6 separate regions of the Homo sapiens genome follow, and all the other regions are linked to region 5. The links are chromatin loops, found by intact Hi-C in ENCODE. Cell type or tissue: OCI-LY7. All regions are shown on one strand.

The links. Hi-C counts contacts between places; a loop is a spot of excess contacts. Peaks named below come from ENCODE experiments on the same cell type or tissue, not always from the same donor. Only the 100,000 strongest peaks of a DNase experiment are listed, where the experiment ranks them.
Region 1: a loop joins it to region 5, with 8 times the contacts of the local background. A loop is called at or near these places in 11 of 110 quality-filtered maps.
Region 2: it touches region 5 in a loop (5-fold over the local background); 9 of 110 quality-filtered maps call a loop at or near these places.
Region 3: a loop joins it to region 5, with 6 times the contacts of the local background. A loop is called at or near these places in 8 of 110 quality-filtered maps.
Region 4: it touches region 5 in a loop (8-fold over the local background); 17 of 110 quality-filtered maps call a loop at or near these places.
Region 6: it touches region 5 in a loop (6-fold over the local background); 5 of 110 quality-filtered maps call a loop at or near these places.

The regions. Positions count from the first base shown.
Region 1 is chr4:180,944,703-180,949,702 of GRCh38, reverse strand. No RefSeq gene overlaps it. Among named protein-coding and RNA genes, the nearest start is that of LINC00290, 210 kb to the left of the region's middle. In OCI-LY7, a CTCF peak has its summit at 2,025; a DNase peak (open chromatin) is centred at 2,032.
Region 2 is chr4:180,825,535-180,830,534 of GRCh38, reverse strand. No RefSeq gene overlaps it. Among named protein-coding and RNA genes, the nearest start is that of LINC00290, 330 kb to the left of the region's middle. RefSeq lists an enhancer at 2,187-3,386. In OCI-LY7, CTCF peaks have their summits at 1,714 and 1,918; a DNase peak (open chromatin) is centred at 1,894; H3K4me3 peaks cover 515 bases.
Region 3 is chr4:181,140,934-181,145,933 of GRCh38, reverse strand. The region is part of intron 2 of LINC00290 (long intergenic non-protein coding RNA 290); the gene reads left to right. Among named protein-coding and RNA genes, the nearest start is that of LINC00290, 16 kb to the left of the region's middle. In OCI-LY7, CTCF peaks have their summits at 2,294 and 2,494 (motif pointing left); a DNase peak (open chromatin) is centred at 2,483.
Region 4 is chr4:181,526,248-181,531,247 of GRCh38, reverse strand. It overlaps a transcript of TENM3 not described here. Among named protein-coding and RNA genes, the nearest start is that of LINC02500, 260 kb to the right of the region's middle. In OCI-LY7, CTCF peaks have their summits at 2,256 and 2,479 (motif pointing right); a DNase peak (open chromatin) is centred at 2,467.
Region 5 is chr4:180,663,007-180,668,006 of GRCh38, reverse strand. No RefSeq gene overlaps it. Among named protein-coding and RNA genes, the nearest start is that of LINC00290, 490 kb to the left of the region's middle. In OCI-LY7, CTCF peaks have their summits at 1,404, 1,607 (motif pointing right), 2,851 and 3,054 (motif pointing left); DNase peaks (open chromatin) are centred at 1,626 and 3,006; H3K27ac peaks cover 2,258 bases.
Region 6 is chr4:180,838,175-180,843,174 of GRCh38, reverse strand. No RefSeq gene overlaps it. Among named protein-coding and RNA genes, the nearest start is that of LINC00290, 320 kb to the left of the region's middle. In OCI-LY7, no CTCF peak of the experiment used is centred here; a DNase peak (open chromatin) is centred at 2,844.

The DNA of each region.
Region 1 (5,000 bases), 280 kb before region 5:
CGTTCAATGGGACCAGAAGTCTGTGACACTCAGTTCAGCTGTGTTGAGAACTCTTGTTTTCTCAACACAGACTGATGAGGGAGCATACCAGCATTAAGCATGAGCTGACCTAACATTGGGCTTGTCTTTTGAAGATTCAGTCATCACACTGGTATCCGTGGCATAAAATGTAAATAGATGTAAATAGTTTGTGTAACTTTCTAGTAAATATAAACACTGATAACTTTCAGAAAATGTTGTCTTAATTTCCAGCAAAATAAACATTAACAAGTGCTGTGTGAAGATTTAAATAATATGGTGGTTGTATTAATCAAAATCCTTTCAAAATTGTATATTGAAATTCAAAATGAAATAAAATGTTTTATTCTTAAGACCATACTTAAAATATTCAGGAGAATAAATAAGTAAATGAACTATGCAAAAGCCTCCTTTATAAAATATATAGCATGAAATTAGAACACTTAGAGATATTTCTGGCAGTGCTTATGAACTTAAATTCTACTTGTTTATCAGGTTTTTTTGTTTGTTTTCTAGGCATTGGCCTATAGTATTTTACTTTTGATTTGCTATGACACTTTGCTATTTGTATCAAGTGTTTACTCTTTTCAATTCGATTCTTAAATCATTTGAGAAAGAGGATGTGCATTCTTTTATATCTTTCACAGAATCAAAGACAGAGTGATGGGAGTACAGAGATCGTCTATATTAGATGATAGTCGGGTAATTTTAAAGTGTCCTTTTTCAATATATTGCTTCACAGAACTCAACCATGTGAGAACAGAAATGGCATTCTAGTGAAAGCAAGTGTTTATTTCACATATTTTTCAATCCATCGGAGATTTCTTAATGTTTAGATGTTTTGATTATTCTAAATGCAAGTACATAGTACCCTATATTAGAGCTTTCGAAAAATTCTCAAACTAAAATACTGTCCCTATTATCAATCCTGGAGTATTTAAAGAGACTATTTAAATTCTTTACCTTTCAATTTACTTTCTTCAATGACTAGTATTTACTCCCAGAGAAAGTTCAAGTTTACGGATAACATCAATTTATTTATGACACAATAAATCTTTTAAATCTGATAAAAATTACAACGTTATAAAGTATATTAAGTTCCTCTAACAGATGACTTAACTTCTACACTTTCTGACATTTTCCGCAATAACATTTTATTTTAAATGCCAACCATACATAAATTCAATCTCGTCACAGACATAGAGATGTTCAAAAGTTCTCAATTTTAGACAGGGGTGGGGGATTGGAAGGAAGCAGGCCAGAGAGAGAGAAAGAGAGAATAACTTTAAAAGTCTGTATCTGAAAATGCCTCAAAATGTTCATCCCTGCTGTAACTTAAAAAAAAAGAAACAGCCTGAAATGTGGCAATAAATTATGCAATGCTTCATAAATTTTGAATTGCCGATTGTAACTGTGGCATAATGTTTCAGAACAATGTCATAGAGAAAGAAACTTCTAATACCGCTTCTTCCTGTGTTTGCAATATAATTTCTCTACTTTTAAAGAAAAAGGATACCACAAATTTAAATTAAACCAATCTATCAATATTTTAGGGTGAGATGATTCCTGAGATAGTCAAATAAACACATTCACCTCTGACTTCATAAAGTTTAGGGGTCCCCAAAATTAATTCATTTTAAGAGCTATAAGACCTTATATCAAGTTCTGATATGTAACAGAACAGAATCAGTTATATACTATTTTTAACTACTATAACATTGCTGATGTTTTGGACATACACAGTTCATAAATGAGCCATTTTTAATTAATTTCAGTTTTCAATATTATCTATATAAAATAATGTTTAAGATACTTTGTCTTAAAAATGTAGATGATTACAAAATACAGAACCAACTTAACAGCTGGCTTCTTTCTGAGAGCATGTTTATTTTTAAGACTGCTTTTTGACAATGTGTACAGTTTCTCGTACTCATATTCATTACTTTTTAGATGAATTGCTAGAATAGATCTCTATTTCTATTCTCTTTTTTCCCTGCTGGGGGCAATGTCCCTCCATTACTATTTAGGAAATGACTAGAAAGTACTTACAGGGAAACAGAACGTTCTTTTAAGCAACAGTCTCAGTCACTAAAGTGAAATGAGGGCAGTATGCCAAATATACGTCCTAATAAAACATTTTAACAATTGCGAATGCATAAAGTTTTATAGCGTATTTCTACAGTCTGCATAGTAAATTTTTTAAAATGATGCAATAATGAATAGAAATGAATTCTTTTTCCCACCTGCACAATAATTTTATATAGGAAGTGTTTATTACTAGAATTCTTAGAGTCCCCTAAAACTAGCTATACATTTTCTTTTTGGTACTTCTTATATCATAATTCATAAGTTGAAAAGATATAAGACAAGAAATGAATAACTGTAAAACTAGATCCATGTATTTTCTTTTTGGTACTCCTTATATGATAACCCATAAGTTGAAGAGATATAAGACAAGAAATGAGTAACAGATTGGAAAGAATAATCTTATTTAGCTACAAAATTATGATAATGTATGTAGTCACATTCTTATTTCATAAGTTGAAATTAGTACTTTGTTAAATTCAGTTGTATTCCTTTAAAATTCATTTTGAAATGTTCATAGTTATTCAAGAACTACGTACAGTGATAAAAGTGCAATCTATTTTTTAAATCTATGCCAAGAAAATTATAAAAAGTTATGATAAAATGCATTTCTTATTTGATATACCTGAAGTATTTTAACTTTGTTCGCATTTAATTTTGTATACAGAAACAACCATTAAACTCTTACTGTAGAATCATTAAATACACACACACAACTAAACACAGAGAAAAGTGGCAGAGCGCCGTGCCTCACAATTTCCAAAACCTCAATTAGCTGGAATTCAAACAACAAGAAGAATATTTTCTTTTTATCCATTAGTTCTTCCCCGACAATTTTGGCCTGGGGTTGTCTCTCTTCTTTTTGACCCACAAAAACATGAATTTCTGGAATTACGTATATGATCAATTGTAGTCCACCCTGTATTCCCATTCCTTCTGTTCATATTTGTCCTTAAACACATCTGTGATATATTCAGTTATTTTTCTTATTTTTCTCCTGTGATTTCCCCAATGCTTGCAAATGTGATAGTAGACATATGTTTTAAAAATATTTTTCAACAAACAAGATATGAAACAAGGTATGAACAAATCATCATTTTCTCATGACATTTTAGTAAGCACGCATTTCATTTAACAGAATGGCTGAGCACTCCAAAGGACAAGCAATTTCTTTTACATGCATTTAATATATGACATCACCACTTTAATTTTCTTAGTACTTGGGTAGTTTCTGGTTAGGAGAGGGAGGTGACAATGAGATGGAACCATTCTAGACATGGAAATAAAGAGAATTAAAGTGTCTTCTCAGAATCAATCCGCATGTGTTTGTGCTTGTGTGCGTGCGCACACACACACATACACAACTAGGTCAAAATTTGAAAAAAAAAATGTAATAAAGACAGAATGAACAACAGAAAAGAATGAGACTAAGAAATTAAAAATTACTACTAACAACAGTAACAGTAACAATCAGCCCTATGTGGGAACATTTGCATTACGACTCACAAGAAAAAGCAAGAATCAAATCAGATGCCTGTGACATTCTCTGGCTATTGTATCTATCTTCCAATTAATGATGGAGATTATTGTTGCCAGATCTGGCTGGCCTAGATTGTTCCCTCAATAAATTAGATTCTTGGTCAAAGGGGAGGAATTTGTCAGCCAAAAGGAGCTAGCTATTCAGTTACTGGACTATGAGGAACCAGAGTCCTATTTCTGGACCCTCTAAACAAACTTTTAAGTTCTGAATGCAAGAGTGTATGAGGATTACTGTCACAACATACATCAGGGTTCTGTCTAGGGAAATGTTTGTCCTAATGAATGAATTTGAGTCTTTAAGACATTGTGATGGTATAATGCATTGTGGAAATGAAAATGAAGTTATTAAATATTTGGATAATCTAATTAGCTTTTCTTGTTTTCAATACCATGCTGAAAAATGAACCATCTGATGTTTTTAAAAAATAAATATTTTTTCAACAGGATCCCAAGGCAGAGGAATTTTTCTTAGTGCAGAACAAAATGAAAAGTCTCCCATGTCTACTTCTTTCTACACAGACACGGCAACCATCCGATTTCTCAATCTTTTCCCCACCTTTCCCGCCTTTCTATTCCACAAAGCCGCCATTGTCATCCTGGCCCGTTCTCAATGAGCTGTTGGGCACACCTCCCAGACGGGGTGGTGGCCGGGCAGAGGGGCTCCTCACTTCCCAGTAGGGGCGGCCGGGCAGAGGCGCCCCTCACCTCCCGGACAGGGCGGCTGGCCGGGCAGGGGGGCTGACCCCCCCCACCTCCATCCCGGACGGGGCGGCTGGCCGGGCGGGGGGCTGACCCCCCAACCTCCCTCCCGGACGGGGCGGCTGGCCGGGTGGGGGGCTGACCCCCCCACCTCCCTCCCGGACGGGGCGGCTGGCCGGGCAGAGGGGCTCCTCACTTCCCAGTAGGGGCGGCCGGGCAGAGGCGCCCCTCACCTCCCGGACGGGGCGGCTGGCCGGGCAGGGGGGCCGACCCCCCCCACCTCCCTCCCAGACAGGGCGGCTGGCCGGGTGGGGGGGCGACCCCCCCACCTTCCTCCCGGACAGGGCGCTGGCCGGGCGGGGGGCCGACCCCCCCACCTCCCTCCCGGACGGGGCGGCTGGCCGGGCAGAGGGGCTCCTCACTTCCCAGTAGGGGCGGCCGGGCAGAGGCGCCCCTCACCTCCCCGACGGGGCGGCTGGCTGGGCAGGGGGGCTGATCCCCCCCCACCTCCCTCCCAGACGGGGCGGCTGGCCGGGCAGGGGGCTGACCCCCCCACCTCCCTCCCGGACGGGGCGGCTGGCCGGGCAGAGGGCTCCTCACTTCCCAGTAGGGGCGGCCGGGCAGAGGCGCCCCTCACCTCCCGGACGGGGCGGCTGGCC
Region 2 (5,000 bases), 160 kb before region 5:
ATTATCCACGTCAATAGTCACCTTGACATTAGGAAAAGTGTGTCCACTGACAAGGAATCATAAGATGAACAAAATGTGCCTCTTGATGGTGTAGCCATTGATGATGTGGGTCAGAATTCCAAAGATGACTCCCTAATATTCCTATCTTCTGGTAACTCAAACAGTCATCTACGCACTGCAGAGGTTCTGTTGTTGTAATTAAAGTCCCAAATCAGGTTGCCTTAAAATACCATGATTAACTGGCATGTGCCTCACTTAAGCACACACATCCTTTAAAAGGTGATGACAGCGGCATGATGGGAAGTCAGGAAGATTCAAAGCATAGGAAGGATTTGACGTGGCATTGCTGGCTTTGAAAATGGAAGGCCCACAAGCCTGGGAATATAGGTGGCCTCCAGAAGCTGACAACAGCTCCTGGTCAATAGCCAGCAAAGAAACAGGGACCTCAATCCTACAGCTGCACATGACTGAATTCTGCCGGCAACTGAATTGACTGACTCTTCTCCAGATTCCCAGGTAAGAACTCAGGCTAGCCCAACCCCTGAGTGTGGCTATGTGAGACCCTAAAGCAGAGGGTCCAGGACTTCTGGACTTCTCATCTGTAGAATTGTGAGCTAATAAATGGGTGCAGTTCTAAGCTGCTAAATATGGTAATATGTTACGCAGCAGTAGAAAACTAAGACAGCCATATTCTTTTCAGTTCTCATGCTTTCCATGGCATAATCTCTGCTTTATTTAAGTACTCAGTAAAGGTTTGCCCATGGCATGTTGAACTACTTCGAAGACACCTGTACTTATCTTTTAACAAAAGATTCCTTTTCATTATTTCTCATGGATCCTACTGATGAAAATAAAGATAAGCATATATTCAAGGAAATGCATTTCTACATCATTATCTGAGGACAATATTGGTGATGTCCCCTGGGTATTCAGGTTTTAAATGAGCCAGTTCAACAGTATCTTGATACATTTCCTGATGTGTCTCACACTCTTTTTCTTATATGCAAATTTTTCTATCTAGATTATATGCAAGTAAAGTTTAAATTCTATATTATTTCTGTGACGGAAAGTTATTGATCTTATAGCTATCATGTTGCTATCAGACAAATGTCCAATTCTAATTTATCTGTTAAGTTTATTTTAATTTTGCACTGTAAGCATCTGTGTCACACTAAAATTGTTTAAAGAAGTGTTTATGCAGGCTGTTTAAGAGGCAATGTGGAAAGAATAGTGACCAAGACAGAAAATTCTCTTGTATTTGAAGCTCTGTCCCAGAACTTGTAGCTGCTTGGCACTGGGCAAGTTACCGCTTCTCTCCGTTTCCCAGTAACTTCATCCAATACTTCAAAGGCTGTTGTGGGAATAATTGAGTTAATATATGCAAAGTACTTAAACAGCGCCTAAAACCATTAGAATGACACAAGTACCTGATGTTATTATGTAATTTCGCAAGTCTACATTTGAAATTTAAATACTGTCTTTATGTAGGATCTAATTACTTACAAGCGTCCCTTTGGCTGTGTCCTGTGAAATTTCATTTTTAAAACCTCTGATGGTAACAAAATTGCTTTGAATAATCTCTCTTAAATATTCTGGTATCTGTAAGGATCCACATTTCCAAAGACATTTTTAATTCAAAATGCTTCCTACCTTCAGAAGAATACCAGATTTTCTAGAAATTTTAAAAGTAAGATTCTGAATTCAAGGTCTGTATCTGCAACATGCCAATGGGAAGCTAGAGAGTAGTTAGTGTTCCCTGCAGAGTGACAGCACTTCCAATATTCACTCATGAGTCTCTTCTAAATTACCACTGAAACGTGCAGCTGAGGATCACATGCATGTCTGACCACTGAGCTGGAATATATAAGATGATATTTGAATTTGCTTTTCTGGGATTGAAAGGATAATACACCAGCGCCACCTAGTTGTCCAGATACAATGTGCTACTTATTTATTCTTGAAAGGAATTATGCTCTTACAAGTAGAAATGTAAAATTTTAATTTTTTTTACCATTGACATAGGCCCTGTATTTATTTTAACAAATTCTCATTTCTGCAAGTGATACAAGTGATAAATTCAAGGTTCCATTTAAGGTAAATATTCCTCATGTTTATTTTATTTATACAAGAGGATTGGCAAACCTCAGATACTAATCTTCATTAATTTGCTTTAATTTTGCTGTAAAAATATCTGAATTACTTAACACACCTGCCACATCAGCATATATCAGTTGTATATTACTGTGTGTCCCAGTATCTTAAGCGTCACATAGCAGAGCATATTCTTTCTATTAAAATTAAGATTGTATATGGGATATTCTGGAGGTGAAATACATTTTTTCACACACTGCATAAGAATTAAATGTTAATTCTGTAATAAGGTACACACGCAGTTAATGGTCTCTATTTTTTACTCAGCCTGAGCAATGTGCGGAGGTGGCTGAAGCCCCTTCAGTAAAATAATCGCGATGTGTATTTGACATAGCTGGTTCTGGAAGGCAGGAAGTTCTGCCAGGTCTCGGCTGGAATCAAACACCTAAGGACACAGACCTGAGATTGCTCTGCAGCCAGACGGAGCTGGAGTCAGGAACTCAGAGGGAAGAGAGATGCTTCAGGCAGTGAGGCCCAAGGCAACAAATGACTCCAATGTTTAGACAAGTTCTGGGAAGAAAAGAAACTGTACGTGCAAGCTACGCATCTGTCAGTAAGCCCTCATCTATGTGTTACTGCATGTTCAGACAATTTCAGGATACAGAACCTGAAAATCATATAACTGCTGAGTCATCGTCCTGTCTACTCACCATGACAGAGTCCTCCCAAATGGAAACTGGTTGCCAGCCCCCCACTCTTCCTTTTTCTAATAAAGCAGCTGATACATTATTGTCCCCACTGGGCTCAGTCACTAGCTAAACATGCTGCTGTGGGAATAGTTTTGGGGATAAGATACACAAAACATACAACAGGATGGGGCAAAGAATTAGAGAAACATCAACTTGGAAAGAAGGATGTGACAATTCCCTCTTCTCTTGGGAAAGTGAAAGTGAAAGCTTTTCCACATAGCAGAGAGAGAGAGTGGTTCACACTGTGTCCTGCATCCCTGTGACCTTTTATCTCACCATTGCTTGTTATATCACCCAGATTGTCACCTCACGGGGAGATCCTTGGGACCTGCAGCCTCATCCCTTCTGCTTCCTTCTGACCTAGGAGTCACCTCACGTGTTGGACTGTGGCTGAACTTCAGTGCCCAGTCCTCAGCAGCGGCAGATCTCAGCTCCTGCAACATTTGTTCCAAGATACAAGACACTGTGTGCAGATAATTACGTAGCTTTTGAAATTCTAGCAAAAGCTAAATTCTTCAGTAAGGGAAAAATAGTTACAGAGTGCTTATAGGCAGGTGTAGGAATTTTATGTACAAATACAAAATATACTTTTTCTAAATATTTCCAAGTCCTTTTGGCCCTGGCTTAAAAAAAATGATTTAACATTTCTTATTAAATATGCAATTTGGTTCAAACTAAGAATATGTGTAGCCTTGAACAAGACATGCAGCATCTTTAGGCCTCTGTGAAAATGGCGAAGTTGGGTGACAAGACCACTCAGCATCCCACATGTCTATTGCATGTCAGTTTTCTACTAACTATGGACTATGCTCACAAGAAAAGTGGTGGAGAAAGAGAAAGTACACCCAAGATGCTTCTTTTCAGCTCTTCTTTCCTTCCTTTTTATAAAGCATATTATTATTATTATTGTTATTTAGAGACAGGGTCTCACTCTTTCACCCAGGCTGGAGTGTAGTGGCATAATCATGGTTCACTGCATCCTCCAACTCCTGAGCTCAAGCAATTCTCAGGTCTCAGCCCCTCAAGTAGCTGGGACTACAGGTGCACACCACCATGCCTTGCTTCTTCTTCTTCTTCTTATTTTTTTTTATAGAGAGGGATTTTCACTTTGTTGCCCAGGCTGGTATTGAACTCCTTGCTTCAAGTTATACTTCCGCCTTGATTCCCAAAGTGCTGGGATTATAGGCATGGGCCAACTGCACCCACCAAATGTTATTTTTAGTCCAAGGTAGTACGATTTCTCTCCTTCCTTCCATCTTTTCCTCCTTATTTTGTCTTGAACCCATCTACTTAATAAAAATAAAGACACGTTTCTAGGCCTTACAAAGCCTCCCTTCTTTACCAGAAAATTTAAATACTTAGAAAAAGTAAAAACCACAAAGACCACTTTAAATCAAAGATAACATTTGCAAATCACTGTCCTAATGAAATAGTGCATTAAAGTTATGAAAGTCATTTAAAAATAGAAGACATTTTAAACTTTTAAGATTTAAGATTACGCCTGTAACCCCAGCACTTTGGGAGGCCGAGGCGGGCAGATCATGAGGTCAAGTGATCCAGACCACTCTGGCCAACATGGTGAAACCCCGTCTCTACTAAAAATACAAAAATTAGCCAGGCGTGGTGGCAGGCGCCTGTACTCCCAGCTACTTGGGAGGCTGAGGCAGGAGAATTGCTTGAACCCCAAAGGCGGAGTTTGCAGTGAGCCAAGATCATGCCATTGCACTCCAGCCTGGTGACAGAGTGAGACTCCATCTCAAAACAAAAAAAAAAAAAAAAAAAAAAGAAAAAGAAATCTGAGCCTTTGTTCTAAAACAAAAACTACAAAAGCCTAAAAAGATAGATAGCAACCTTATGTCTTCAAGGTACTAAAATGTCTCTACTTTTTAAAACATTATATTTACAAATTTTATATAAATTCATAGTACATTTTGAATCCAACTTGTCAATTCACTCAGATGTTTCCACAGCTATAGGCCTTGGAGCCTATCCCACTGATTAAAGATAGGGACTAGCACATGATTAAACCAAAATAACTTCATTTACTTTTACTGTTTCCCTTGAAAGGATGCCTTCATACTCCTTATAATCAGAGGTTAAAAATAGAGAACATATTGAAACATAGAGACCTTGCTATCACAACTACAATCAAAGCCAGCA
Region 3 (5,000 bases), 480 kb before region 5:
TAACTAAATCTCTTCTTACAGTGCTGAGTGCTGAGTGTAATATCATGTAGACACAGATACTTAATGCATAAGGAGATTTCTCAGATTTGACTTTTTAATGTACAAAGAATATGGAACATATTTAATATTTCACAAGTCCACCAGGACCTGCCAGAGACCTCTGTTAGCCTTGGGCAAGGATGGCAATTTCCATGGGGGTTCATTTCTCAGTTGGCTGCGCAGTAGCTGCCATTGGTAGTAATTGTAGGCAGTGCAAAGGGGAATTAATAGGATGTCTTCAGCGCTGAGGGACAAGATCAGGAAAGGTCATTCTCTGAGAGGGAAATCTAGTAGGAGCATAGCATGGCTTAGAGTAGTAAGCTACGAGAGCTTCCCTTCCGTTAGAGAAGGCTGAAGAAAGCAGTGCTAGGAACAACTGGGAAACCACCTTCGACTTGGCAAGTGCCTGGCACAGAGTGGGTGCTCACCGTGGATTTGTCAAATGCAAAAAGGAAGCAGCTATTTCAAGAACAGCAATGTAAGCTACAACCTAATTGTTGCATTCCAGCCTATCTGTCTGAGGAAATAACTTGCTAACGGAATTTTCTGGGGGCTGTCTGAAAGGTTCCAGAGGGAGCCAAGGAGGAAGAGAAAGTATTTATGTTTATCCAGCAATGGTCAAAAGAGAAAAATACCATCGGCAGAACCAGCTACATAATTTGCAGCACCCAGTACAATAAGAAAATGTAGGGTCTCTTGTTCAAAAATTATTATGTTCTCACTCATAGGTGGGGATTGAACAATGAGAACACATGGACACAGGAAGGGGGACATCACACATCGGGGCCTGTTGTGGGGTGGCGGGGGGAGGGCTAGCATTAGGAGATATACCTAATGCTAAATGATGAGTTAATGGGTGCAGCACACCAACATGGCACATGTATACATATGTAACCTGCACATTGTGTACATGTACCCTAAAACTTGAAGTATAATAAAAAAATTATTAAGAATTTCAAGACAGTGACAGCACAGCATTAAGCCAAGCACAGGGCCCCAGTAAGCGCAGCAACTGCCCAGGTTTCATGCCCTTACAGATGCTCTGTCCAGTAGATGTGATTATTGTCACTACTTCTCGTCAGCCCATTTAGATCACTGGCCTAATCCAAAAGCTGGACAAAAATATCCTCCTTCCCAATAAATCTTTTCTGAAATAAGATACATATGGGTCACAAACTCTGGTACCTTTTTACCAGAAGGGTGATTGTTGGAAAAGAAGAGCTCAATTTTATTCAATCCTCTTTCAATTTCCACACTAGTCATTTGAGATTTTAATTCGCATGCACATTTGGCCTCCGTCTCCTTGTAGCTGCACATCTTGTGTAAATCCCTTGAACTCTCTGTCCATTCGTTCTTGTCATCGTAAAATGGGGATGCTAAACCTCATCTCTGGGGTTGATTAGTATTAGGTTGGTGCAAAAGTAATTGGGGTAATATTTACTGACATCCTGAGTGTGAATCTTCTGGTGTAAACAATTCACTTCCTGAGAATTCCCCACACTCACAGTTGTGTGCATAAATCCTTCATCTGATACTGGATAAGTCAGCAGGTCTCCAGGTGTGCAATGGTGAGGACAAGGTCCCTAATATCAATCTATGGAAGAGGCAGCTTGGGCAATTATCTGGCCTCCTCACTCTCCCTGTAACAGAATTTACCCATGAAAGTCTGCAGACCTTGTCGCTGGGGAAGAAGGTGGGAGAAAGAAGAAGAACCCAAGACATTTCTGTTGCATCGCTCATTATCTGCAGTTGGATGCTATCAACTGCAGTCTACTAACAGCCTATTTCATTTCAGGGAGGAGACCTGAATGAAAGCATGGTGGGGATTGGGTGAAGGTAGGAATAAAGAGAGATGGAAAACAGATTCCGCACTTTGACAAGTGGGATGCAAAGATGCTGTAGTCTATTTGATCAAAGTGGGGGAAAAACACTTTTGTCAAACTGTCTGCTTTGTTTACGGGCAGTGCCATTCTCGCACATCATTTGCCTCTTTGCATAAATGCTCTGTCTACATTTTTTATTCACCGTTGGATGATCAGTGCAAGGCATGTTTTTCTCTGCAACAGATTTATTTAAATTTACTGAACTCTTAAGCAGTCAGCTTACAGCAACTACTATAATCTCTTCTTCTTTACTCACAACCAAAGACACATATCACACAAAGAATAATAAAAGTAGGAGGAGGATTAGGAGAATTTTGTGTCACAGTGAACAAAGCTCAGCTAGCATTATGCTTTAAAAATAATGGCTTTTCTGTCTCATAGGCAAGGAGAAATAACTTTTCCACCACATAATAAATTTATTAGCCTTTTTGACCTCATCATTCCTACCTTAACTTAGATACAGCATCAAAGACAAGAACATCTGTTCGACAGTAATATTTCCAATTCAGCGTCTTTAACATTCACTGCTTGCTGCTGCTCCAAAGTTACTGCGTGAGCGCCACCTGGTGGCAGTTTTGTAGGTTGCGCAATGTAATATCACATAAAGGTAAAGTATGGGAGTTGGATTTTTCTTTTCACCACGCAAAGAGCTTACTAGTAGGCAAACGTCTTGAAATAATTGCCATAAGTCTGGAGTCTGTAATACACCTTAAAAACAGTAAATAGTACATTCTTCCCTTTTATTGTTACCTAAACCCAGCCGTTTCCCTTTTTTTTCACACCTTGCTATTTCTGACTGAAATCTCGTTTTTCCTTTGCATCTTATTCCAACGTGTTCTCCCATACACTCCTAACACCTTCAAGATGTAACTCTTTATGTAGTTCCTTCAGAAAGCCTTCCTGGTCCTGTGTGTTTCAAGATTCCAAGAGAAACAGACAGCACATTAAAACTGGATTATTGGAGAAGAGTTAATAATTCTAAAAAGCGCTGACGGAAGTATGGGCAGGATAGAAGGAACCCACAAATGATATTGCAGAATTCCAAGAGTAGTAACCAGTGCCCCTACTACCTAGTTCTAAAGGCGCAAAGGGACAGTGGCTCTGGGGAGCGAGTGGTCTGACAGGCAGGTGACCTCTGTGGAGGGTCCAGGTCTTCCTATCTCCTATGGATGCTCCTCATTGGCCAATCCCAACAGCAAACCTGAGATCAAGGGAAGCCAGTCCCCTTTGCCCCTGGAGGCATGGGCCATGGAGAGAAAGGCATTGATAGGAGGTGTAGGGTGGTTAACAGAAGGCATCCACCACTGTCCCCAGCCTGAATCCCTCCCCCATCATCACGGTCACCCATGGATGATAATGCATTTATAGATAGAAGATCAAAAGATTAAATATAGATACAAACCATTATATTGAAAGACTAAATGATGGAACAAATCACAATTTTCCAAGATTTATAACTTGTCTTTCCTCTCAGACTGCTATCTACCCATTCTTAGCTACCTCTAACTTCCTTCATTCAGTGCTGCTATACCTCAGCATTTGCCTTGTTTAAAGGTGTGCTAGGGTATGTTAATAGCAGCTATGCTTCAGGTTCTGCTAGTAGGGACCTATTGTCATTTATCACTTATCATGGACCAGAAACTTGAGGATTCAATGTAATAAATTAATGTTAATGAATGTCTGCCATGTTCATGTCCCATCTTTCATTTTTTGAAGGGCATCTCAGACTTCACCGAGTACATTCTTTCTCTCCCACTCACTCTCCCTTGCATCTCTCTGTCTCTTTTGAAATTGGGGTATCTTTGAAAGGTGCCCTCGCTGTCTAATTAAGTAGGGGATACATAGCAACAACTTTTAAGTTCAAAACAGCAACGAGCAGCCTGGTCTTTGGGGGAGGTTGCATTTGCAGGTTGGTATATCAGTCCCAAAGTGAAGGGAACTTGCAAAATTAATATGCAGCCTTCATAGATATGCTGACATGAATCTGCAGGAATCTGCTGAAGTAGAAGGAAAGGGCTACTTCAAAGCATTTGAGAAAGTCTGTGTTGACTTTCACATATGTCTTGGAGCAGCTCACGATTTTTGACACACAGTGCAGTAACCTGAACAATGAAATCTTATCCTAATTATGGTCTTTCTTTGAAGAGACCACATATCCTATTCATTACACCTAGATCTTTAAGTTTTCCAAAAGGTCTTATGAAATTCCTTTATTCATTTGTTACTTGTTGATTTGGTTTTGTTAAGAAGAAGTGCTTCATGATTACCATCAAAATAACAAATAATATCGATTATGCCACATTCAAATTTTTGGGTGATAATTAAAAATCTCTAGATATGAAAACAAAACTGAACACAGGAAGTGACTCAGAAATTATTAGGCTACAAGTATTTCATAATTTGAGATTTTTAGGTGGGAAGAAATTTTGTAGAATACACATCATTCTACTTTTATAGAATTAGATCATTCATGCCTTGCATTTTATAAATGAAGAAAATGAGATCAGGAGTTCCCTCACACAGTCAAAGACAGGGGCTAAGTAGTTGCAAATTTAAAACCATAACCTACATAGCATGAGTCCTCACCCAGTGCTGAGAATGTTAAAGTAAAATAGGACTTGATTATGTGCAAGGGTGATTCTACTAATACAAAACATGTGTTGGTGTTCTTTTTCTGAAGTAGAAAAAAATAGGAAGATTGAAATCATCTTCTACCTCCTTCTTCTCAACACATTTAATAACAGTGAGAGGGTAAAAAATAAAGAATGGTTTTGTGGTTCAGAGTCAGAGGAGAATAAACTCATATACTCCAAAAATCACTATCTATCAAAGTATTGCTCGTTCCTTGCAGACTGGAAACTGGGTAAAGAGGAAATTGAGGGGCAGGGAGTGAGAGAGATGTTTTGGATGTGAAAGAAGTGTGCATGGATGTGTGGGTGCATGCTGGTGTTTTGGGATCCTTGAGGGTCAGGGACCTCCAACGCGGTTGGCATCATAAGCATTGTGACCTATGGAGCCTTCTCAAAGAGCCCATTACTGAGCTTGGCATGGATGGCAAAGGTGGCGGTGATATTGCCA
Region 4 (5,000 bases), 860 kb before region 5:
CTGTCTGTTTTCCCCCTTCCTTGCTCTATAATTTGAACCACTTTTATTCTGTGGGTCAGTTAAAGTTAAAGTCACTCTGGTTCTGATTGCTATCTAATCCACAGGGCAGAAAATAACCACATGACATTTACACATGTAATTGAAGGAGAAATTGATGGTTATTTGGAATGTAATAAAAATTGATGCTAATAGTCATTCATTATGGATAAAAAGGCATGATACACTCTCAAAGTCACTAAGAATGGTATCAGAGTAAGACAAACAATTAGGGCTGACATTAAAAAAAAGGAAGTAGCAGAAACCAACTTCTAATTTGTGAAACACAGAACTGGTGCAGGTGTCAGCTTCCAAAGGCCTTATGAGGAGAATCATAACTAGAACTTCTTAGATCAGTTCATGTTTTCAGAAACACATGACCCACGTACATACATGCACATGCACGCACACACATACAACACATTTACTCCTCCAACGAATACGACAGTTAAAGAGGCAATATCTTTGTTGTTGAATCAACATCCATTAAAGATTAGTTTTATTTTTATGGCTATGCCTGTTTGGAGGATTACATGTCTACAGAATTTGAAAAGGAAGATGCATATTTTCCATATTATGCACTGAGGGTCCCCTTAAAACTCATTAAGAGTTGCTTGAATTCACAAATTCTACGACTGTTAGCAATGGGGGGAAAAATGCTTTGTATGTTCTGCCAGCAGGATCTACCTTAGGACCAGCTTGATTTGTTAGGGTGAATATTAGTTACCTGTAACTCATGCATTGCAACTCATCTACACCTGTAACTCTTGTTTCTCTTCTTAAGACATATCAGTGAGAACTCAACTTTGCTGCTTTGCTTTATGTAGGAAAGGCTGGCCACCTCCACGCGCTGATGGCTACTAATGAGAGATCACTTCCTAAGATCATTACTTGAAATAAGTTCCCTTGTAAAAATTAATCTATTGGTGCCACATAATGCAAAATTTCAATTATTCATTCATCTTATTTATTACCCTGTATGTAGGGCTTTTAAGCATCTCACTGTCCTGACTTCAGAATGCATGTTTTTTTATGATCACTGAGAAAGAAATAATAGTTTAATATGTCTCTTCTCTGACACTTAAAATGTTACTTTTTAAAAAGTGCTCTTTCATTTGGAGCATAAATTAAAATGTAATTGTACACAGTTATTATTCCAGTTCACCAGAATAATAAAGAGAGTTAAGAGAAGAGCCAAACTTTATGATTTCCAAACGCTCCTGTATGTGTCCTATTCTTACTTAGTTTCTCTTTGTTTCATGACACACTTGGAATGACTTTGGTCTTTTCTTAAGGCCACATAGGAAGTTTGTATTTTAGAGCAAGGGATCTCTGCTTATGGACAACCTCATCAAAGAGTTCAGTCCAATTCTGCTTAATTCAACAAATATTTTCCAAGTACCTAGTGTGTACATAGCACCGTGCCTATTGAACTCTGGCTGAAAGTAGCCATCTCGCGAATGTTTGCCCCTGGCCACAAGGGAGGCTAAAGTGGCCAATGAGTGGCTGAGTGTAAATGCAATACTTGTGGCCTCATGTTATCTGGTCAGTAAGTGGTATCTTTATTTCCAAGTGCAGCTCATTAACAGCACCTATTTATCTGGTGTCATTAGGAATAATTTATATTATAATGGGGTGAATAACAACCCCCCACCCCACGTGATTGTAGTTATCTTAGGCTGTCAGTTGTAAGTTCTCATGTCTCCTGAAAGGATTTATGCCTGTAGTATTTACATTACCCACATCTATTTCCCTTGAGTTTTCTGTTTGAAGTTAATCCTTCTTACTGAAGAGAATGGAAGCAAAACATGAATTGAGCAGCTCTTCCTTCTCTGTTTTCTGTTAACACTACACTGTCATCGCCCAAGAGCAGTTCTCTCATTTCCTTCTGGATTCTAGATCTAAACAGATGGGAAGGCAGACCCTTTTTCCTTGTCTGTACCATTTCTCATTCATTTTTGCTCATGCCTTTGGACATGTAGGAGAGGTACTGCTGGGGAGGAATAAGGGGAGCAGAAGCTCCACTGCACTAACAGCTGGAAGATCTGGCTTCTAATCCCCACACTGCCTTTCCCAGCAGTAGAGCATTGGGCAAGATGTTTTAACCCTTTTGAGCCTCAGTTTTTTCACCTGTGAAATGGGTTCAATAATCTCCACTGTGCCTTCCTCACAGATAGGAAAATATAAATAAAAGCTCTTTAAACATTTTAAAGTATACTAATCTTATTTATGCTACTCATATACTGTTAAATATAGACATATATTTATATCAACTATATATATGCCTGCAGATATGTGTGTGTATATACACGTGTGTGTGTGTGTATGTGTGTGTGTGTTTGGTTATCAGCCCTTCATTCCACATTTCTGCCTTTTTCTTCCTTATGAGCAGCCTCTCAGGGAAGGAACCTGAGCAGCGTGTATGCACACTTGCACTAGGGGGCAGCATTGCACAGTGGTGGAGAGTGCAGGCTTTGCAGCCAGGCTTTCTGGGATGGAATTCCACCTCCTCGGTGAAATACTTGGGAAAGTGACTTAACCTCCCTCAGCCTCACTTTCCTTATTTGTAAAATGAGGTGAATAATTCAACCTACCTCGTAGGATTGTTATGAGGATTAAATGATTTAATGCCCATAAAGCACTTCAAATTGTGACACTAGTAAGAAGGCAACAAGTCTTAGCTATTCTTAGTGTTGTTACAGAGCAAAAAGTCAATAATTTAGCTCTTCCTGTGCTTTGCGAGTCTCATTTACAAGAGAAGGTCGTAATTCTTATCTCTAAATCTCTTCAATTTTGTTCACTCGAAGACTATAGTGTCACAGCACTGTGCTAGAGGGTCTGTTTTGTAGTTATCAAGATAGAACTTATAATACTTAATTTTCTTTCTTTAGGATCAAAATAATAATTTTATGCTACTACTTGATCTGAAAGTCATTGATTATAAAGAGTCCTGTGTAGAAACTAGATAGCTTTATTTTTAAATGCCATATTGGGTGGGGTATATACCAAAAAGTAAACGTCCAATATACAAATATGTATATTAAGTATCTATTTTATAAAAATAGAAAATTTTAAATCACAGAATGTTTTCATTTGACAAAATAATTTCATTTCTGTTTTTTTTCCTAAAGGTAATCAGAGATGTATGTAAGGATTTACGCCTTACACAGAGAATTTTATCCTCCTTTAACCCCCCCTTTTAAAAAATTGTTTTAAAAAAGTAAACAATTTTTAGTACACTGTGGTACATCCATACAATGGAGTATTGTTCAGCCATTAATATATTTTTAAAGAACATTTAACAACTCAGAAGTATAAGTTTAAATGAAAGAAGAGGTAATTTACAAACTGCTTTATAGAGTAAAATGTCAAATGTGTGTACATATATTACATTAAACGAAAAAAAAGACTACAAGCAAATGTAACACAATGTAAAATACAATTTTCTTGGTGGGAGAATTATGAATGTTTCTATTATTATTTTATTCTGAAGATGAATACACACTTTCATATATACATATGTATTTATACTTGTGTTTTTCAAATTTTCATTCTATTATCCTTTTATATTAAAAAAAAAAAAAAACAAAACCTGGCTGGGCATGGTGGCTTGAGGTCAGGAGTTCGAGACCAGCCTGGCCATGGCCAAACCCCGTTTCTACTAAAAATACAAAAATTAGCCAGGCGTGGTGGCTTGTGCCTGTAATCCCTGCTGCTTGGGAGGCTGAGGCAGGAGAATCACTTGAACCTGGCAGGCAGAGGTTGCAGAGAGCCGAGATCAAGCCACTGCACTCCAGCCTGGGTGACAAAGCGAGACTCTGTCTCAAAACAAAACAAAACAAAACAAAAACAAATAAAAACACCCAAAAACCTGATACTAAATATCTCAACTTTTTAGCTCATTATGTCTTCAGATAGGTAAAACAAAATGCTTTACTGGGAATCCATTTACAAAAAGTCATTAAAAATAGTCTAATTAAAAGTTAAAAACTTTCAAAATCATTCATCTGTGAAATCACATTTAATGTTTTCCAGACATACAAAAGACATTCATGAAAACAGTTTGTAGATTGGAACTGTTTTGCAATTGTGGACCTAGCAGCTGGTCTCTGTGCAAACACAACAGCACTGACTGGTCGCACAGGGGGCCAGAGGAGTGAGCTTCAGCAGGGTGGCTGCAAGGACCCAGGGCTAAGTCACTGAGCAAGGAGGACCAAGTTGGGAAGGGCCGTAGGATCAAGACAGAGACAGCACTTGGCCATGAACTTTATCTCCTAACTGAACTATAAGGACACTAAAATGTTTTTACTACTACTCGAAAGAGAGGTCACAGACAAATTGAGTCAGAGACTGATAGAGAGAGAGAAGCTCGGAGAAAAAGGGAGACAGACACATTCTGGAGAGAAATTTAGAGGAAGACAGAAGAAATTAACTGCTATTAATCTATACACAGCTCTCTCTCTAATAGTCTCAATTCCTCTTAACCAATCCTATAGTTATAAAGTCCCAATTACAAATGACAAGAATCACCACCACCATCACCACCATCACTACCACCACTACTACCACAAAAAAATCTCAAAACATTGTTAAGAGTAAGTGCCCTCGAAGAGTGCAAAGGACCAGAGCATGCACCTACTATGGCACCCCAGATGGATAGATAAGATGAACCCCTTAATCAATGACAATTGAGCAAAACCTACTCCTACTCCTGTTTGGCTGAGCTTTACATTTCAATCACGTTATAAAACTTCCAATCTCTCCTGGCTACAACTTAAGCAGATACAGTGAAGTGAAATTTATACTCGAAGGAAAAAGGCCACACTGCTTTGCTTGTCAAATATGGGTTTGACAGGGTCAAAATACAAAGCTGGTAGATTTTACATTTTGTAGATTTTGAGGTCTTCATTCCTCACTCGCTACTTTGCTGGTTTTTTTTTTTTAATTTGGATTCTTTTGTTAAA
Region 5 (5,000 bases):
ATTTTGATTTTGTGATTCTAAAAAAGAATATACGTCATTATTTATAAGTTAAAATTGGCTGTAATCATTACATTAAAAATAAAATAACAACCTTATTGAAAGTGATGTGCTGTTTTCACTTTACTGGAATCTGGTACCATCTTGAGGTTGGAGACATCGTCCTGAGATAACTGTTGGTACAATGAACTTCAAAGCCAAGCCCCACAATTACTGTGAATGAGCCTCTATACCTGAGCATGGCAGGAAGTCATTCATTTTGTAACTTTTGGAAAACTATTTGATAATTCAGATATCAATACTTCCTCTGAATATCCTTACAAATCTCTTTAGACTTATTGCACCATCAATTCCCAATTGCCTACATAAAAGGATTGTATTAAGCATTCTTTCAATATTCTAACTGTACTTATTTTGTGGCACAACGAATATACCTTTATTTTTCTTTCTTGCAGAGTCTGGAAAATTTGAGGTACTTCAAAATATAACTTTAGTGCTGCAAAACCCTGCAGCCAACAGAGAAAATCAAGGCCATTCAAAGCTGTACTATAATGTTTCTTATTTCAGAACCAGGAAAATATATAGAAAATTACTTCCATTTCATTCAACTTTACATTGCATTATTGTCTTCGCAAATGTTGCTATGTGTTCTTTTATATATAGTAATTGATATTTACAATATTTTCAACATTACAAAAGCACGCATTCTACCTTGATAGAAATTTGTTAAATTTTAGTTCCCTAAAATTAGTACATTTTTCATTAGATTGCACAGTAAAGGTCAATCTTTGTATTTCATTAGGATAACACAGCCTTGAAATGAGTCAGAGCAGGTGCAAAAGAAAAGAAAGCACAATTCATGAATATATGACAGGAGAGCAATAATACTAATTAATTTGGGGAAGAATGCGGCCAGATTATGCTTATGGAAGACTTAAATCTTTTAAAGGCTAGCAAATAGATGGCAAAGGTCATCCAATCAATGTAGATAAATAATGAAAGTCCTTAGAAAAAGCCAAAATGTGACAAGTGAGAGGGTGGTCATGTCATTCAATTTGGGGGACTTAAATATTGAAAAGTCAATGATTTGGGCATTATGTTCAAATGACTAGAGTAATGAAATAGAGAGAGATGAAGGAAAATCTATGTGTGCCTCTATGTCGCATGCCAGAATTCCCCGCTACCTAAACTATTCTCTACAGATGAAATTATACATTCTGGTTTATACATTATCTTATCACATGCCTTACACACCTGGTAAGAACATCACAAAAAGCATAAGAGTCATAGTGCTGGTGTTCAGTCTCCTGACGGATGTTAGCTGGGGCCAGTGTGGTTGTAAATAGTGAAACGTGGGCTGTGTGTCAGAGACTCTTGCCACTTCCACGTTGTCTCTGCCTCCCTAACATGTCTGATAATGATTGATGCATGAGTTTAAGGAAGAAGCTTATTGATTCATAGAGATGTAGAGTTTATAGAAATATCAAATATGTTTTGATAGGATCCATCCCCAAAGTAATGAAATGAAAAGGATTAGCATAGGTCATAATGTGTATTAGCCACAGAGCATTAGATTTCAGAGTACACTTGAGTTCTTTCTGTTCTGTCACTAGGGGGCACTGTGAGCATGGATGAAGCCCTGTGCCCTGGATGACCAAATAGAAAAAAACCTCCCTAGGGGAATTTGCGATGCCTCTTTTCATCCAACATTACGCGTTTTTTAATAACATAGAAATTGACCCTCCCTGTCTTAAAACCAACTTTCAGGCAAGGGACTGAAACTCACCAGATGACTACATCCAGAAAATGAGATGCCGGGCCCCTCATCCACCTTGATTACTTCCTTACTCCTCCCTAATTGATTTTTTCCCTGCAGGTAGCTACATTCCTTCCCTGATATATAAACCCCCCAACTTTAGTTGGTTGAGGAGACAGATTTGAAACTTATCTCCTGTCTCTTTGGCTGCAGCACCTGAATAAAGTCTTCCCTGGCAATCTTCCTTGTCTTAGTGATTGGCTTTCTTTGTGGCAAGCAAGGAGACCTAGACCAAACCCCCGGCATTTTCGTAACACCAGTTTCTCTAGAAAATATTAGAGTAAGACTGTATAGGCAGCCAAATACAGAAGAAAGTTTAGATAAGACATATGCAAAAGAGTTTGGTCAGATAATGTTTATCTACTAGGGCTTGGATTTTCTTTTCTTTTAGAACAAAGAAAGTGATGAGAAGCAGGAAATAATTTTATTGATTTTTTTTTTTTTTTTTTTTTTTTTGTCCACATTGCAGATACTGCACTTTGTGGGTCAAACAAGGTGATAAAGACATCCCGGAATGTGGCAGTTTGCCAAAAATATACGAAACAAGATACCACAAGCTTCTCTATATAAGAATCCAAGAGACTACATCATTCCTTAAGAAACTAGGATATTTCTAGAGAACACTCTATATTATTTGCATAAATTATTCCAAACTAAAATTATAACACTAAAAGTGCCCTCTTCTAAGCATCATTATTTCTGGAAAGTCTACTGTAGAAAATATTTTAAATAAATACATTAGATAATTCCCATAGTGATGCCCTTGATAGTACTCCAAGATTTGAATTATATATGCTCATTTATTCTTTTTTAAATAATTCAAGAGACAGATCAAAGCTTTACTTTTGTGAGTTTAGAATAATATTTTTTAAACTACATCTCTCAAGCTTTCTATTTTTCATGTGCTCATAAAAACATTTTCATACCGAGCATTTTAAATAAAAAAATAATTAGTTGAAGATCAGCATGATACTTGTAATATTTTGTTGAAAATGTATTCAAGTGTTTTCTTTGAAAATAAAAGCAAAACATAAGTGCAAATTTCACAGAGCTTGATGTACAGAGTAAATCACTTAAGTACAGATATGCTTGTCCTTTGAATAAAGGAGACATGGATATTAGGATGCACGAGAGGCTTGGAAACCTAACACTGAAGCCGGAAGCCCTGTTATTTAGGAGCTGGCAGATGAATAACCATAAGTACGTGACTACACTGCCACCTAGTGGTGCAAAGAATCAGCCTTCCAATAAGGATGCATGACTTACAATTCAGTGGCAATTTTATCAACAAAATTTTTTGTCCGTGAAAGTGCAAAAAAAAAAAAAAAAAAATCACACCAGATGGCTTGAAAGAGCCTAATAAGAGCAGTTATTGCTCTTTTATTGTATATTATTTCTCCAAAGCTTCATGATTCTCATTGATAAAAACCTCAGGTGTCTGCAGAAAGGCTCTGCAAACTCAGCACCCCAGGCAGGTATGAAGGAACACAAGCTTCAAGTGTCTTTGAATAGAAATAGTATTTTCTTACTGCTTGGAAGAAGCCTGTCTTTTGAAAAGTCTGCTTAGGATTTGAATCTCTGTTTTCCTTTTCTAGTTGGAAACCAAAGACAAAAACAAAAAACTCTTGGAGATTGTTCCAAATGCATCTTTCTTGCCCTCAACTGCCAGCCTTCTTAGGAATTAAATAATCCCACTTGTGATCATTCCAGGATTCAAACTTCTAATATTGACATCTCTGTTACAGGCGACAACGATGCCAGATTATGTCTGCAAATTAAGGTCATTTTAAAGGCCTAGGGAAACAGAAAATGCCTGGCAAGGGATCAAATTCTTCTTTGAGAGAGGGTTAGAAGAACCATTGCTATTTACTCATTGTGGATTTGTTTTGCAGGGGCATTGTTATTATCGCAGGCATCAAACCGTAGAGGGGAAAAAGCTGCAAACAAAATATCAAGGGAAATAACGACCATACAAAATAAATAGCAGGCACAAACAAAGTTCACAATGCCTCATGTGAACTTAGGAAAAACGCAGTCATGCATCCCACTTCCTGAATATGTTTTCAGTGGAGCCTTTCTTTCTTCTACAGCAAACAAAATTATTCCCTTCACCAGCAGTTGCCAGATTAGCCAAGAATATAATATTCAAGCTCAGGAAGAGATTACTGATGTGTCTATATTTAAGGGGGAAAGAAACATCTAATCTAAAACTTTGCATGAAATTTCTCCTAGGTAGCATAGTACATATTTTAGCTCTCATTTTTGTTTCCAGACATTGATTGCACTCCACATAAAATCTCTTTAGCCCCCCAGAAAGACACTCTGTTGGAAAGTCCATTTACAGTCATTTAATGCAATACCTAATTTTTCTGGTGAGGTAGCAAAACCACAGAAGAAAAGGGAGCACCGCTAGGCAGAGATGATCTAGAGTCCAATTCTCTTACTCCCTGGCAACTCAATTTTCACTGCATCCTATAGCCTCTCTGTAGAAGTCAAGCGTATTTTACAGTTTTCTAAGGAATGATTGATAACCTCAACAGTCTGAAATTAAACTGCACAGCAGACAGTGGAAGATGGTATTTTAAAGTACCTGGAAGCTTTAGTATTCACTATTACACTACACTATTTTAATAAATAGAAAAGCAATGTTTATTCACTTTAAATTCATGACATCTATGAAGTTAAAGGTTTGCACAGCAATGAACAATTAGTTAAATATCACACATGGAAGCTAAACAGCAATTTGTAGATTCTGTTGCGCAGTGCCTTAATTACTTATATTGCAACTTGTTTCAGACCACTAAAGACAGGGCTATCGAAAAATCCCCAGGCAATTAAGGACAAAGCGTGCTCAAACATGAACAGCTCTTGAAGAAATAAATGGAAAGATCAGGTTTTATCTATAATGTTATTAGGTAGATAAATCACTGGCAAGAATAAACCTATGGAAAAAAATAAAGCACAAACTAAGATTAGCCTTTAGAAATCTCCTTGGAGATTATGCAATTTTCCCCCACGAAATCAATATCAGTTCAATTGAAGATAAATTACAAGAGAAATAAAAACAAGACACTTCATGAGAAGTAATAATAGCATTGTTTCTTTCACTGCATAGTAAGATCTGATCACAAAGCAGTGACAAGGGTCGGGGGATCAGGTTATATTCGCTGGCTATTTTCTCACGATG
Region 6 (5,000 bases), 180 kb before region 5:
GCTCCTGCAGAGTCACAATTTTGTACTTTTTTTTTGAGATGGAGCCTCGCTCTGTCGCCCAGGCTGGAGTGCAGTGGCACAATCTTGGCTCACTGCAACCTCCAACTCCTGTGTTCAAGCGATTCTCCTGCCTCAGTCCCCCAAGTAGCTGGAATTACAGGGGCACACCACCACGCCCGGCTAATTTTTGTATTGTTAGTAGAGATGGTGTTTCACCACATTGGCCAGGCTGGTCTTGAACTCCTGGCCTCAGGTGATTCACCTGCCTCAGCCTCCCAAAGTGCTGGGATTACAGATGTGAGCCACTGCACATGGCCTGTACTTCTGACTCTGTAACTCTCAGGGATAGAGTTGCCTACAGGAAATAATATAATTTTAGAAATAATAGAAATAACTACTGGGCATTCACTACATGCTAGGTGTTGGGTGTCAAATATGTGCTAGACAGAGTGCTGGGTACAAAAGTGAGTCTTAAAATGTTAAGTAGCTTGCCAACTTAAAATTATAGTGAACCCACCAGCAACTATTAGGAACTGGAGTCCGGTCCCCCAAAATATTTTCCAGGCCTGAAATTGTGTTTTTATCAAATTTCCCCAATGACGTGAAAAGTACATTCTAAGGAAATCCCGAGATGGTATAATTTTTATAAATGTTTTAAAAAAATTAATGAAGGTTAATTTTGTAATTTTGTGGCATTTAGGCCTATTTAAGAAAAAAAAATAACAAAAGTGATAGCCAAGCAACATTTACAAGTAAGAGTACTTTTCAAGAAAGCTACACTCACTCTGATTGTGATGTAACAAAATGAGTTACCATGATCATACCAAAATGAAGTGAATAATTCTCCCAATTCTAAGAAGTTCAAAATTAAAAAGTCAATGCTCTATACAATTCAGGAAAATGTGAATTTCCCTGTTGAAGACATAGAAGTATTTGTAACCTCTCAAAAATCCTGTGGAGAAAAAAAAAAAAATAGAAAGAATGAATAAGACCTAGTATTTGCTAGCACAGCAGGGTGACTATAGTCAAAAATAATTTAATTTTCCATTTAAAAATAATTAAAAAGGTATAATTGGAATGCTTATAACATAAAGAAATGATAAATGTTTAGGTGATGCATACTCCATTTATCCTGATGTGATTATTACACATTGTATGCCTGTATCAAAATATCTCATGTAACCCATAAAGATATTTACCTATGTACTCACAAAAAGTAAAAATTTAAAAAATTTTTAAAGAGCCTGTGAAGTTGGAACAGAACCAATTTTAAAAAGAGACAAAATTCTATCAAAATGGAAAACTCTATGTGTGTCAGCATCTAATGCCTCTGTATTCTACGCTTCAAGTAGCTCAGCCTACAGGGCTCCAAAATTCATGGGTGGAGCCACTTACGCCTCCAATGGGATTGTTCTGACTGCAGGGAGGAAGTTCTGTGAGTTCTGTTCCCTGAGTATCACTGTCAACAGAGACTGCCGTATCGTTAACGATGCTCTAAATTGTGACCTCAAAAAGATAATATCAGTTCTCAAAATTAGTAGAACTATTAGAGAAGGATAACATTTCTGGGTCTAATGGAATATTTACTATAATAAAGAAACACTACTTGGATACAACATGGTGACATTAAACATCATTGGGACATCCGAGTGGATCATAATGTAGGAGGTACTAAAAGATTGTCTCAGAATTAGGAGGTAGTACCGTTAGGGCATAATAGAGGATGCCTGGTCCATTTGGCTCTAAAATGATCATTCCCTTGAATCTATAGCATATCTATTCCTAATGAAACCAAATCCAAATTCCTCAGTGAGGATCTTGATCTTCTTTATCAAGCAATTCAAATCTGAGTCTCTCCAACATCACCCCTAATCAATTCATGAAAGGCAAGACGGAAGTGACAGAGAGGGGAAAGAACATTATTGATGTATTCAATTTCCCTCTCTCTAGCCAGACTCAGTCTGAGAATTATCCAAAATAAAGGGCTCTCCGTTTAAAAAATCTCAGAGAAATATTACATAAACTATCATAATAATCTTTGATGAAGGGGCTTTTTGTGGCAAAACTTGTTCATATATCTTACTTAATGGCTTTGGCTTCGATTTAAATCCCCTCTTGTCACTGTGAAGTCATAACAGCTAACTGTAGCTGACTGCTCTACAATGTGCAACCTAATGATGCCTTTAATTAAAGCTGTGGCATCAAGAAGATACAGATTCATGGGATCTGATCTGGTTTGGCCACTCCATAAATGTCGGGCCTTGGACAAGCCCCTTAATCCTAATGACTCTCAGGTCCCTCATCTACAACATATTTATAACTACTTTCCTGTTTTGAGTTTTAGAGATAAAAATTTTGAGTATAACTCATGTTTCACCGCCAACCATATAGAAGGTGTTTGGGAATTTGTTCCTATGAGTAGTAGTAGCAATAGTAATTGTATAGCATTTTTCCTGGTGGGATACATTCCAGGACCCCCAGTGGATGCTTGAAACCATGAATAGTACCCACCCCTATATATTCTATATCTTTTCCTATGCATACACACTATGAGAAAGTTTAATTTAGAAATTAATCCCAGTAATAGATTAACAATAAAATGGAACAATTATCACATACTTCAGTAATGTGGTATCTCATTTCTCCTCTCTCTCTCTGTCAAAATACCTTATTGTACCGTACTGTGGCTGAAACTGAGGTTTCAGTGGATAAAGGGAAACAATTATAATAATTATCCATGATGGTAGTGATTATTAGTAGTAATAGCTTTAGTACTTCAAGGCGGGGAAGAAAACCCTGCAGACCTCTGAGAAAGCAGAAGAGGGCAGCAGTCCTATAAGTAGAATGTATGAGTGCTACTGAAGAGACGCAGGCACAGGACAGGGCGCCATGATGTCAGCAACACAATTTTATGTGTCGATGTACCTGGGTCATGGTGCCGAGATATTTGGTCAAACACGATTTTGGGTGTTTCTGTTAAGGTGTTTCTTGATGAGATTAACTTTTAGATTGGTGGATTTTGAGTAAAGAAGATTGCTCTCCATAATGTGAGTGACCCTCACCCAGTCACTTACAGGCATTAATAAAGACTGAACTTCCCTAAGCAAGAAGGTATGTTTCCAGCACACTGTCTTTGGATTTAAACTGCAACTCTTCCCTGGATCTCCAGCCTGTCAGCCTACCACATCAGATTTTGAACTTGCCAAACCTCCACAATCCTGTGAGCCAATAACTTAAATCTCTCTCAATCTCTCTTCTCTGTGTATGTGTGTAGACACACACACACACACACACACACACACACACGCGTACATATTCTAACATTTTGTTGATTCTGTTTCTCTAGAGAACCCTGACTAGTACCATCACTAAGGCCAAGCAACAAACTTGAACCAAGAACAGAAATAATCAGGCTCTCCAATGTTAAAACCCACAAAACTTGCTGTAAGATGACAGTACGTATTATCTGGTACGTAAGTTTCAAGATCAGCTGTGTCATTTGTCCTTCAAAGTTAGGTAAACGATGTATCATTACTGAAACCACTAACAAAAACAAGAGAAAGAGGAATTAACTGTTAAACATCTATTCTGTAGGACGACAAAAGATAAACTCTTTACAATAGGAATATTGTGGCTTTAAAGTTCTCAATAGAGAAATAAATCTAAACAATTTGTCCCTGCTAAAGAATATGAAAAGCACATAGTGCATAGCCATTAGCATTAAACAGTGGAAATAAATATAAGGCAAATGTTATACTAAATCTTCCATTTTATGTTGTTCACACAAAGACATATTTTCGATAAAAAAAGAATCATACCAAATACAACAATATTGCACAAAATGAATTTCCCTGCTCTTTTCTATTTGGATATTTACATAAATTTTATTTGTTACTTATTTTGATATTAAAGACTTAGAAATAAATACTGTAAAGCAAAATAATGATAATTCCAATTAAGTGCTTCCAAATTCATTCTTAGATACTCTAATGCATCTAACACCACATCATGAGAAAAAATGAGAAATTTAACCACACATCCTTAATTTAACCTTTTATTCCCATGAAAATTCAAATAAAGCCACTGTTGGAAGGGAAATGGCAACACTTGAATAAGCTATAAAGGGGGTATAAGTCTATTAAAAAAACTTCTACAATGTATATAGAACTAAAAAAGAGACTTATTTAATACCACACTGACCACATTGCAGTTAAGGCTAGGTGTGTTTAGAAACTATGGCAATGGGTATGTTGATATACGTTAATTCTTATTATGATTATATTACCTAATAAGTTCCTTAATTTTCGGCAATATTTATAGGATGGAAGAATGATTTATGCTTAGGTACATCAAATGTTGTATCTAGTTTTAGCAATTGGAAGATATTATCATTTAAATCAAAGCTTGTTTGGAGTTGAAAGTCATTTTGCAATCAATACTTTTACTCTGAACATTGAGGACTTTTACATCTTCCATAGAAATCTGAGGTCTGTGCCACAGTAGAAACTTCTCTAAAATAATTGATCAATTCTTCAGCAACTGAATGCCATTGAATAGAACTGAGGGTACATCTACTTAATTTAAAATAATCGTAGAGCAACATTTTAAGATGTTCTTAAAGAATTAACACATATCAGACTCAAAAACCACTCTAAATCATAAGAAATGAGACAATAAAACATAAAATCTATTGTATAAATGTATAAACATTCTACATATGGACTTAAAAATAACTGCAATTCTCTTGAAAAGATTCATTGCTTAGATTTGCATTGTTCAGATTTACCAGTCAAAAGAAAATAAAGAAGCTCATCTTCTTTGGGTAACATCAGTTTTAAAAATCAGTTTTTGGTCCCTTAGGTAATGAAATTGTCTTAAAGTCTAAAATAAATTTCTAATTTTAAAAAAAGTACGTGGACAGTTTTGTACTCTGAAGTGCTTATAACGATGCTTTTGTAAACAAAGTACTATAACAAATAGAGACTGTTTTATTGCCTTAG